Linked DNA regions of Homo sapiens: region 1 is linked to region 2. Evidence: chromatin contacts called from ENCODE Hi-C or POLR2A ChIA-PET data. All regions are on one chromosome and are shown on one strand. The core of a region is the stretch at or near the end of the contact, and the rest is flanking DNA. Distances in the headings are between cores, read along the strand shown. Region 1 holds the start of WBSCR23 (Williams-Beuren syndrome chromosome region 23). Region 2 has its middle 40 kb from the start of EIF4H.

Region 1 (5,000 bases), core at 2,118-4,617, 400 kb before region 2:
AGTGCCAGAGGTGGCCAGAGATTTGGGAGAGCAAGGGGCAGGAGGAATGGGAGGCAGCAACCAGAGATGGTTCTCCTGCCCTCCAACACACTATGGGGGCTGAGCCCTCAGAAAAGGGCCGGGGCTTCCCCATGGCTGCATCACAAGACCAGGCTCTCATGTCATCGTGCCAGGAGCCCAGAGGAAGGCGCCCTTATCCTCATCTCACAGACGTGGACACTGAAGCCCACAAGACCTTGCCCAAAGTCACACAGCTGGTGGGAGGCGGGACCGGAACTGGGGTGCCAGGATCACCCCAAGAACCGTGATGCTTTTGCTACCCCGGGAAGAGCCCGCATCTTCCTCCTGGGACAGGTGTGCTGGCCCACGGGCCACTGCATGGGCTCTGGAGTCACACTGCTGGGCATGCAGCAGGGACCCGTGCTCACCAGCTGGGCTTCCGTTCCTCTGTCTGCACGTGAGAGTAGTGGAGTGGAGCCACCTTCATAGGATTGTTGGAATCAGATTAAAATAAAATATGCTGGCAGCTTCAAAGAGAGCCTGGCACAGGCTCAGGTTCACCAACCTGGCACCGGTTAGCGTCCAGCTTTAGTACTCTCTGTCCAGGGCATTTGAAGCTGGGAGGGGTTGTCCTGACAGTCTGTCAGCACCTAGAAGCCTGGGACCCATTTCTGTCCCAGGACACAGAAACCACAGCCCAGCCTCCCTCCCTGCCTGAGGGGAGGCGCTCAGGAGGACCAAGTCCAGGGTGGTGGCAGCTCGGGTTCTGTTGGGGAACCAATCCGGAAACTTCAGAATGGACTAGATGGTCCCCACATACCTGTGAAAATTCGCTCATCAAACATCCTGGGGAGAGAAGAGAGACAGGCATGAGAACAGTGCAGGCTGGAGGACTCTCCCAGGGCTCGGGGAGATGCCTCCAGTCCCCTTTGGTGATGGTCACTGAGTGACACATGCACAGCTACAGACCTGGGCATCCGGCAGACATGCAGGCAGGAGAGGGCATGTCTGGAACCTCAGAACATCCCAAACCGTTTATTTTTATTTTTATTTTTGGAGACAGAGTCTCACTTTGTCGCCCAGGCTGGAGTGCAGTGGTGCGATCTTGGCTCACGGCAACCTCCGCCTCCAGGGTTCAAGCGATTCTTCTGCCTCAGCCTCCTGAGTAGCTGGGACTACAGACGTGCACCACCATGCCCTGCTAATTGTTGTACTTTAATCTAATTAATTAATTAACTTTTTTTTTGAGATGGAGTCTTGCTCTGTCGCCCAGGCTGGAGTGCAGTGGCGCGATCTCAGCAGGGGAGTGGGGTCTCTCAGCGTGAAAACAGGAGTCATTGTCAGCCTCGCTCCCCCAGCTCTGCCTCCCATGACTGGCGTTTTTGGTTCTATTCTAATTTCCTGCTGGGTTCCCCATGAACCTCCGCCTCCCGGGTTCAAGGGATTCTCCTCCCTCAGCCTCCTGAGTAGCTGGGATTACAGGCGTGTGCAACCACACCCAGCTAATTTCTGTATTTTTAGTAGAGATGGGGTTTCACCATGTTGGCCAGGCTGGTCTCGAACTCCTGACTTGAGGTGATCCACCTGCCTCAGCCTCCCAAAGTGCTGGGATTACAGGCGTGACCCACGGCACCCAGCCTATCCCAAACCATTTTTGCACAGTTAGGGAAAGCATGGGCCAACCCCTGGGGCGGTCTTGGAGGGTCTAATCTGCTCACAACTCCCTGGGGGCCTCTTCTGGCCCCAGGTGAGTGACTCAAGCCCATTTCCCACCAGCACCTACTCTGAATGACTTATTCGTTTATCCTGAGGGCTTTTGCCCAACTTCTCCTGCATCTTACTCAGTGACAGGCACAGGACGGCACAGAGCAGAGCTGCCAACCGATCGTGGCAGCACAAGGTGAACCGTGGGATCCTTTTTTTTTTTTTTGAGTTGGGGTCTTGCTCTATCACCCAGGCTGGAGTGCAGTGGTGCAATCATAGCTCACTGCAGACTTGAACTCCTGGGTTCAAGCGATCCTCCTACCTCAACCTCCCAAGTAGCTGGGACTATAGGCATGCGCCACCAATGCCAGCTAAGTTTTAAATTTTTTTGTAGAGACAGGGTCTTACTGTGTTGTCCACATTGAACTCCTGACCTCAAGTGATCCTCCTGCCTCAGCCTCCCAGAGCGCTGGGATTACAGACAAGAGCCACTGTGCCTGGCCTTGTGGGACCCTTCACAGGTGTCTTAGAAATCAAGGGGGCCCAAGCAGTGAGCGGCCAGCCCTTCCCTTAGGGAGGGAAGCAGGAGAGACTTTGCAGGAGAGAGAGCAGTGAGCTAGGTGAGGTGACTGGAGGCTGGAGGTGGAGGTGCACGGCCTTCAGTGCTGTCCTCAGGCACCTGGCCTCTACCCTGTGGGCAACAGGTGCCCCAATGGTCATGACAAGGTCAGATTATCAGAGAATGTATTGGAGGAGGGGAGGCTGGGCACCCAGGGGCCCATTTAGGGACCCAAGTCATCCAGGTAAGATGCATGGAACCAGCCGGGCGTGGTGGCTCAAGCCTATAATCCCAGTACTTTGGGAAGCCCAGGCAGGTGGATCACCTGAGGTCAGGAGTTTGAGACCAGCCTGGCCAACATGGTGAAACCCCGTCTCTACTAAAAATACAAAAACTAGCCAGGTGTGGTGGTGCATGCCTGTAATCCCAGCTACTTGGGAGGCGGAGGCAGGAGAATTGCTTGAACCTGAGAGGCGGAGGTTTCAGTGAGCCGACATAGCACCACTGCACTCCAGCCTGGGCAATAGAGTGAGACTCCATCTGAAAAAAAAAAAAAAAAAAATGATGCATGGAACCTCTAGCCAGGAAAATGAGGATGAAATAAAGGTCTGAGAGTCTGAGAGGGCGGGGCTGGGCTCACACACTCTCCTGCCTCCAGGACTGGAGTTCTGGCATTCTTTCCCTTCTAACCTCAGCCCCACCAGGGTGGTGCCTGGTGGTGGGTCAGGGGCCCTCAGGCAGCTGATTATGGAGGTACAGCTTCCCTGCCATGGAGTGGCTGGACCACGGACAGAGCCTTGGGCTCTAGGGGGAATGTAGGAGGAAAGAAGGGATGTCCCAGCCTGCATACCTGACAATGTCCAAGGGAGGACCCAGCAGGAAATTAAAACAGAGGCAAAAACACCAGTCCTGGGAGGCAGAGCCGGGGGTGCAAGGCTGACGGTGACTTCTGTTTTCACGCTGGAGGCCCCACTCCCCTGCCACTCCTGAAGGCCCCCACACATCTGGATCCACAGGCCCAGAGGCAGCCTCAGGGAATAATTTTGGGGGAAAACTGGCTTCCTTTCTGAGGCCTGCTTCCTCAGCCCCACCCAGTGATGGAGACACAGTCAGCATTGGTTGTCGTTTTATTATTGTTTTCAGAGATAGGGTCTGGCTCTGTCGCCCAGGCTGGAGTGCAGTGGCGTGATCATAGCTCACTGCAGCCTCCAATTCCTGGGCTCAAGTGATCCTCCTCCGTCAGCCTCCTCAGTAGCTAGGACTACAGGTGCATACCACCAGGCCTGGCTATTTATTTTATTTTTTGTAGAAATAGGGTCTCACTATATTGCCCAGGTTGGTCTCAAACTCCTGGCCTCAAGTGATCCTCCTGTCTCAGCCTTTCCAAGTGCTAGGATTACAAGTGTAAGCCACTGTGCCCAGCCTGCAGTTTTATTATTTACAGTTTTATTTATTTATCAGGGAGAACAGGGTCGGGGAGATGTGGGTTCGAGACAGCATCAGGGACTTACACCATTCCCTGGGGGGGCATTGGGGGTGGAGGCAGATGTCAGGGAGCGGTCAGATGCCCTCACGGGCTGCCCGGACTGGAAGGCCCACATGATAGGCACTGACCAAGGGGTCGCTGGCCAGCCTCTAAGCACAGTTCTGAGTTCTAGAAATCTTCTCCAGATACTTTCTCCTCCTAAGTTCTGGCTTAGCTAGAACCAATATATCTGCCCCTGAGGTGTGAACCCACAGCCCTGGGGGATTCTATTGTATCCCAGTAGGAATACAGACATGAGAAGTAGGAGGCCAGAACTTGGCATGAGTTGGGGTTGGGGCAGAGGTGGGGGGCAGAGAGCTGTACCACCAATAACAAGACCCTCAGGCCTTGTAGAAAGCACTTCTGACTCCCAGATGGTGCATACCCTGCAGATACCTGGGCCAGGGCAGAGACTCTACCTCCTGGCTCCCCCCACTTTTTTTTTTTCTTTTTGGAGATGGGGTCTTGCTACGTTGGCCAGGCTGGTCTTGAACTCCTAGGCTCAAGTGATCCGCCTACCTTGGCCTCCTAAAGTGCTGGGATTACAGGCCGTAAGCCACTGTGCTCAGCCCCTGGCTCCTTTTTAAGCCCTCCTCTCCTGACTCACTTTTGCCAGCATGATCTCAGATGGTTAAATGATGAGGCTGGGGTGTGTAATAGAAAAAAGTGTACTTGGAGGCTCTGAAGCTGTAGCCACTGTTCTAAGCATTTCATCCACATCTGGTAATTTACTCTCCGATCAACACTATGAGGCATGGACAATTATCAGGCCTGGTTATTCTATGTTTAATTTATTTATTTAGAGATGGATTCTCGCTGTCACCCAGGCTGGAGTGCAGTTGTGCCATCTTGGCTCACTGCAATCTCTGTCGCCCGAATTCAAGCCATTCTCATGCCTCAGCCTCCCGAGTAGCTGGGACTACAGGCGTGCGCCACCACACCTGGCTAATTTTTGTATGTTTAGTAGAGACGGAGTTTCACCATGTTGGCCGGGCTGGTCTCAAACTCTTGACCTCAGGTGATCCACTCATCCTGGCCTCCCAAAGTGCTGGGATTACAGGCGTAATCCAGGCCACCATGCCTGGCCTATTTTTTATTTTTTGAGATGGGGTGTCACTCTGTCACCCAGGCTGGAGTGCAGTGGCACGATCATAGCTCACTGCAGTCTCGAACTCCTGTGGTCAAGTGATCCTCCCATCTCAGCCTCCAAGT
Region 2 (4,963 bases), core at 2,106-4,605:
GGCATGTTTGCTCACACCTGTAATCCCAGCACTTTGGGAAGCTGAGGCAGGAGGATGGATCACTTGAGCCCAGGAGTTCAAGACGAGCCTGGGCAACATAATGAGACCCTCATCTCTACAAAACATAAAAACATTAGCTGGGCATGGTGGTGCACTCCTGTAGTCCTAGCTACTCAGGAGGCTGAGGTGGGAGGATTTATTGAGGCCAAGAGTTTGAGACCAGCTTGGGTAATATTATGGGACTCCTCTCTATAGAAAATAAAATTAAAGGCTGGGTGTGGTGGCTCACACCTGTAATTCCAGCACTTTGGGAGGCCAAGGCGGGTGGATCACCTGAGGTCAGGAGCTGAAGACCAGCCTGACCAACATGGTGAAACCCTGTCTCTACTAAAATACAAAATTAACCAGGCGTGGTGGCAGGTGCCTGTAGTCCCAGCTACTCGGGAGGCTGAGGCAGGAGAATCGCTTGAACCCAGGAGGCAGAGATTGCAGTGAGCTGAGACCACGCCATTGCACTCCAGCCTGGGCGACAAGAGTGAAACTTCGTCTCAAAAAAAAAAAAAAAGGAAAATTAAAAACTTAGCTGCATGTGGTGGTGTGCACCTGTAGTTCGAGCTACTACAGAGGGTGAGGCTGAGGTGAGAGAATCACTTGAGCCCAGGAATTCAAGACCAGCCTGGGCAAGATAGCAAGATTCCATCCCTATTTTAAAAATTAAGTAAAAAAGGCCAGGTGTGGTGGCTCATGCCTGTAATCCCAGCACTTTGGGAGGCCCAGGTGGGCGGATCATGGAATTGGGAGATTGAGACCATCCTGGCTAACACAGTGAAACTCCGTCTCTACTGAAAATACAAAAAATTAGCCGGGCGTGGTGGCACGCGCCTGCAGTCCCAGCCACTCGGGAGGGTGAGGCAGGAGAATGGCATGAACCTTGGAGGCGGAGGTTGCAGTGAGCCGAGATTGTATCACTGTACTCCAGCCTGGGGGACGGAGCGAGACTCCGTCTCAAAAAAAAAAAAAAAAAAAAATTTAAGTAAAAAAATTTGAATATAATAAACTAGTTGCAGCGGGTGCAGTGGCTCATGCCTGTAATCAGTCCCAGCACTTTGAGAGGCTGAGGCGAGTGATCACAAGGTCAAGAGATCGAGACCATCCTGGCCAACACGGTGAAACCCTGTCTCTACTAAAAATACAAAAATTAGCTGGACGTGGTGGCCTGCGCCTGTAGTCCCAGCTACTCAGGAGGCTGAGGCAGGAGAATCGCTTGATCCCAGGAAGTGGAGGTTGCAGTGAGCTGGGATTGCGCCACTGTACTCCAGCCTGGCGACAGAGTGAGTCTCAAAAAATAAAAAATAAAAAAAAAATTACTTAACATAAGTAAAGTATTTCCCTGAGCTCTGTGAGCCATTCTAGAAAATTATCTAACTCCAGGAGAGGGTTTTTGGAAACCCCAGCTTTTAAAAAAATTATTTCTTGGGGCCGGGTGCAGTGGCTCACGCCTGTAATCCCAGCACTTTGGGAGGCCAAGGTGGGCGGATCACGAGGTCAGGAGATGGAAACTATCATGGTTAACACGGTGAAACCTTGTCTCCACTAAAAATACAAAAAATTAGCCGGGCGTGGTGGCGGGCGCCTGTAGTCCCAGCTGCTCGGGAGGCTGAGGCAGGAGAATAGTGTGAACCCGGGAGGCGGAGCTTGCAGTGAGCCAAGATCGCGCCATTGCACTCCAGCCTGGGCGACAGAGCGGGACTCCATCTCAAAATATAATAAAATAAATAAATAAAAATTATTTCTTTATATTTATTTATTTATTTTTGTTTCAACAGGTTTTTGGGGAACAGGTGAACAGGTGGTATTTGGTTACATAAATAAGTTCTTTTTTTTATTTTGTATTTTTTTTTTAGACAGAGTCTCGCTCTGTCACCCAGGCTCGAGTGCAGTGGCTTGATCTCAGCTCATTGCAAGCTCTGCCTCCCAGGTTCAAGTGACTGTCCTGCCTCAGCCTCCTGAGTAGCTGGGATTACAGGCATGTGTTACCATTCCTGGCTAATTTTTGTATTTTTTTAGTAGAGGCAGGTTTTCGTCATGTTGGCCAAGTTTTTTTTGTTTTTGTTTTTTTTTTAATAGAAATATGGTCTCACTATGTTGCGCTGGTTGGTCTTGAATTTCTGGGCTCAAGCAGTCCTGCCACTTAGGCCTCCCAAAGTGCTGGGATTACACATGTGAACCATCACACCCGACCTGAAAGCAAGCTTATCAGGAAAATAAAGGAATAGCCGGGCGCAGTGGCTCACGTCTGTAATTCCAGCACTTTGGGAGGCTGAGGCAGGTGGATCACCTGAGGTCAGGAGTTCGAGACCAGCCTGGCCAACCTGGTGAAACTCCATCTCTATTAAAAATACAAAAATTAGCTGGGTGTGGTGGTGCATACCTGTAATTCCAGCTACTCGGAAGGCTGAGGCAGGAGAATTGCTTGAACCTGGGAGGCAGAGGTTGCAGTGAGTCAAGATTGTGCCACTGCACTCCAGCCTGGGCAACAGAGCGGGACTCTGTCTCGAAAAAGAAAAAAAAAAAAAGAATAGGAAAGGAATAAAGAGTGACTCCTCCATAGGCAGAGCAGTGGCATGGGCTGCTTGACTGAGTATACTTACAGTTATTTCTTCATTCTATGCTAAACGAAGTATGGGTTATTCATGAGTTTTCCAGGAAAGGGCAGGGATTTCCCAGAACTGAGGGTTCTTCCTTCTTTTAGACCATATAGGGTAACTTCCGGGTGTTGCCGTGGCACTTGTAAACTGTCATAGTCCTGGTGGGAGTGTCTTTTAGCATGGTAATGTATTATAATTAGTGTATAATGAGCAGTGAGGATGACCAGAGGTCAGTTTCATCACTGTTGGTGGGTTTTGGGGCTGGCTTCTTTACTGCGTCCTGTTTTTGTTTTCTTTTTTTTTTTTTTTTTTGGGATGGAGTCTCGCTCTGTTGCCCCGTCTGGAGTGCAGTGGTGCGATCCTGGCTCACTGCAACTTCTGCCTCCCGAGTTCAAGCAATTCTCTTGCCTCAGCCTCCTGAGTAGCTGGGAGTACAGGTGCCTGCCACCATGTCTGGGTAATTTTTGTATTTTTGGTAGAGACAGGGTTTCACCATGTTGGCCAGGCTGGTCTTGATCTCCTGGCATCAAGTGATTTGCCCGCCTCAGCCTCCCAGAATGCTGGGATTACAGGAGTGAGCCACTGTGCCCTGTCAGCATCCTGTTTTATCAGCAGGGTCTTTGTGACCCGTATCTTGTGATACCAGTCCTGCCAACCTTCTGTCTCATCCTGTGAATAAGAATGTCTCACCTACTGGGAATGCAGCCCAGCAGGTCTCAGCCTCATCTTACCCAGCCCCTATTCAAGATAGAGTCACTCTTTTTCAAATGCTTCCTTCCAAAAACAAAGGATAACAGGCTGGGCGCAGTGGCTCATGTCTGTAATCCCAGCAGTTTGGGAGGCTGAGGTGGGCAGATCACTTGAGGTCAAGAGTTTGAAACCAGCCTGGCCAACATGGTGAAACCCCGTCTCTACTAAAAATACAAAAATTAGCTAGGGGTGGTGGCACATGCCGATAATCCCAGCTACTCGGGAGGCTGAAGCAGGAGAATCACTTGAGCCCAGGAGGCGGAGGTTGCAGCGAGCCGAGATGCCATCACTCTACTGCAGCCTGTCCAGCAGAGTGAGACTCTGTCTCAAACACACACACACACACACACACACACACACACACACACACACACACACACCACAAAGGATAACAGGAGACAGGAAAATTAGAGGACCATCTGAATCTTAATGTTTTCAAGGTGATTGCAAAAAAAAAGGGGAGAGACAAAGAAGATATGAAGTATTCTGTAAAATGTAAAAAAAAAAAGTCTAAGACCTCAGTAGAGAAAATTATGAAATATTTGTTCACAAAACTTATGCATTTTTTTTTTTGAGACGTAGTTTCGCTCTTGTTGCCCAGGCTGGAATGCAATGGCACAATCTCATCTCTCTGCAACTTTCGCCTCCCGGGTTCATTGATTCTCCTGCCTCAGCCTCCTGAGTAGCTGGGATTACAGGCATGCACTACCACACCCGTCTAATTTTGTATTTTTAGTAGAGATGGGGTTTCACCATGTTGGCCAGGCTGGTCTCGAACTTCTGACCTCAGGTGATCCACCAGCCTCGGCCTCTCAAAGTGCTGGGATTACAGGTGTGAGCCACTGTGCCTGGCCTTCCCGTCTCTCTTTTTTAGTATATCTGCTGCCAAAGGGAGCACCCGTCTCTCTTTTTAAAAAAAAAGAAGGAAGGGGCCGGGCGCGGTGGCTCACGCTCACGCCTGTAATCCCAGCACTTTGGGAGGCCGAGGTGGGCGGATCATGAGGTCAGGAGATCGAGACCATCCTGGCTAACACGGTGAAACCCTGTCTCTACTGAAAATACAAAAAATTAGCTGGGCGTGGTGGCGGGCGCCTGTAGTCCCAGCTACTCAGGAGGCTGAGGCCGGATAATCGATTTAACTTGGGAGGTGGAGCTTGTAGTGAGCTGAGGTCCCGCCACTGCACTCCAGCCTGGGCGACAGAGCAAGACTCCGTCTCAAAAAAAAAAAAAAAAAAAAAAAAAAGGAAGGGAGGGCGGGAAGGAGGAAGGGAGGAAGGGAGGGAGGAAGGGAGGGAGGAAGGCAGGCAGAAGATCTGAAGAAACATGAGTGGCCACTAAACACGTAAAGATGCTCAACTATAGAGGAAATCAGGGAAACTCAAATTAGTACCACAGTAAGATACTGTATTGTACCTGTTAGTCTGTAAAAAATTAAAAAGATCTGGACAACGAAGAATCTGATATACTGCAAGTGAGACCATAAATCACTAGAACTGCTTTGAGAAACAATTTGGCACTTTTCTTCCTTTCTTTTCTTTTCTTTTTTTTTTTTTTTTTTTTTTTTT

Evidence for each region. A loop is a pair of places that touch in the nucleus more often than their neighbours do. ChIA-PET counts read pairs that join two places held with the same protein, here RNA polymerase II (POLR2A).
Region 1: a map with no recorded cell type shows a loop between it and region 2 (4-fold over the local background). The contact joins the promoter of WBSCR23 here to the enhancer-like site in region 2. A Hi-C loop is called at or near these places in 1 of 37 single-sample maps with no recorded cell type. POLR2A ChIA-PET finds 5 or more read pairs at or near these places in 1 of 52 experiments (GM10248).

Annotation. Positions count from the first base shown.
Region 1 is chr7:74,530,959-74,535,958 of GRCh38, reverse strand. WBSCR23 (Williams-Beuren syndrome chromosome region 23) reads right to left here and starts at 3,367. Exons shown (of 1, transcript XR_007060383.1): 1 at 2,746-3,367. It overlaps GTF2IRD1 (GTF2I repeat domain containing 1), which reads right to left. Exons shown (of 27, transcript NM_005685.4): 10 at 821-846.
Region 2 is chr7:74,132,228-74,137,190 of GRCh38, reverse strand. No RefSeq gene overlaps it. Among named protein-coding and RNA genes, the nearest start is that of EIF4H, 40 kb to the left of the region's middle. RefSeq lists an enhancer at 3,341-4,128. Within about 2 kb of position 3,355, at least 3 of the 41 ENCODE cell types and tissues checked have a DNase peak (open chromatin) inside an H3K27ac peak, as active enhancers do.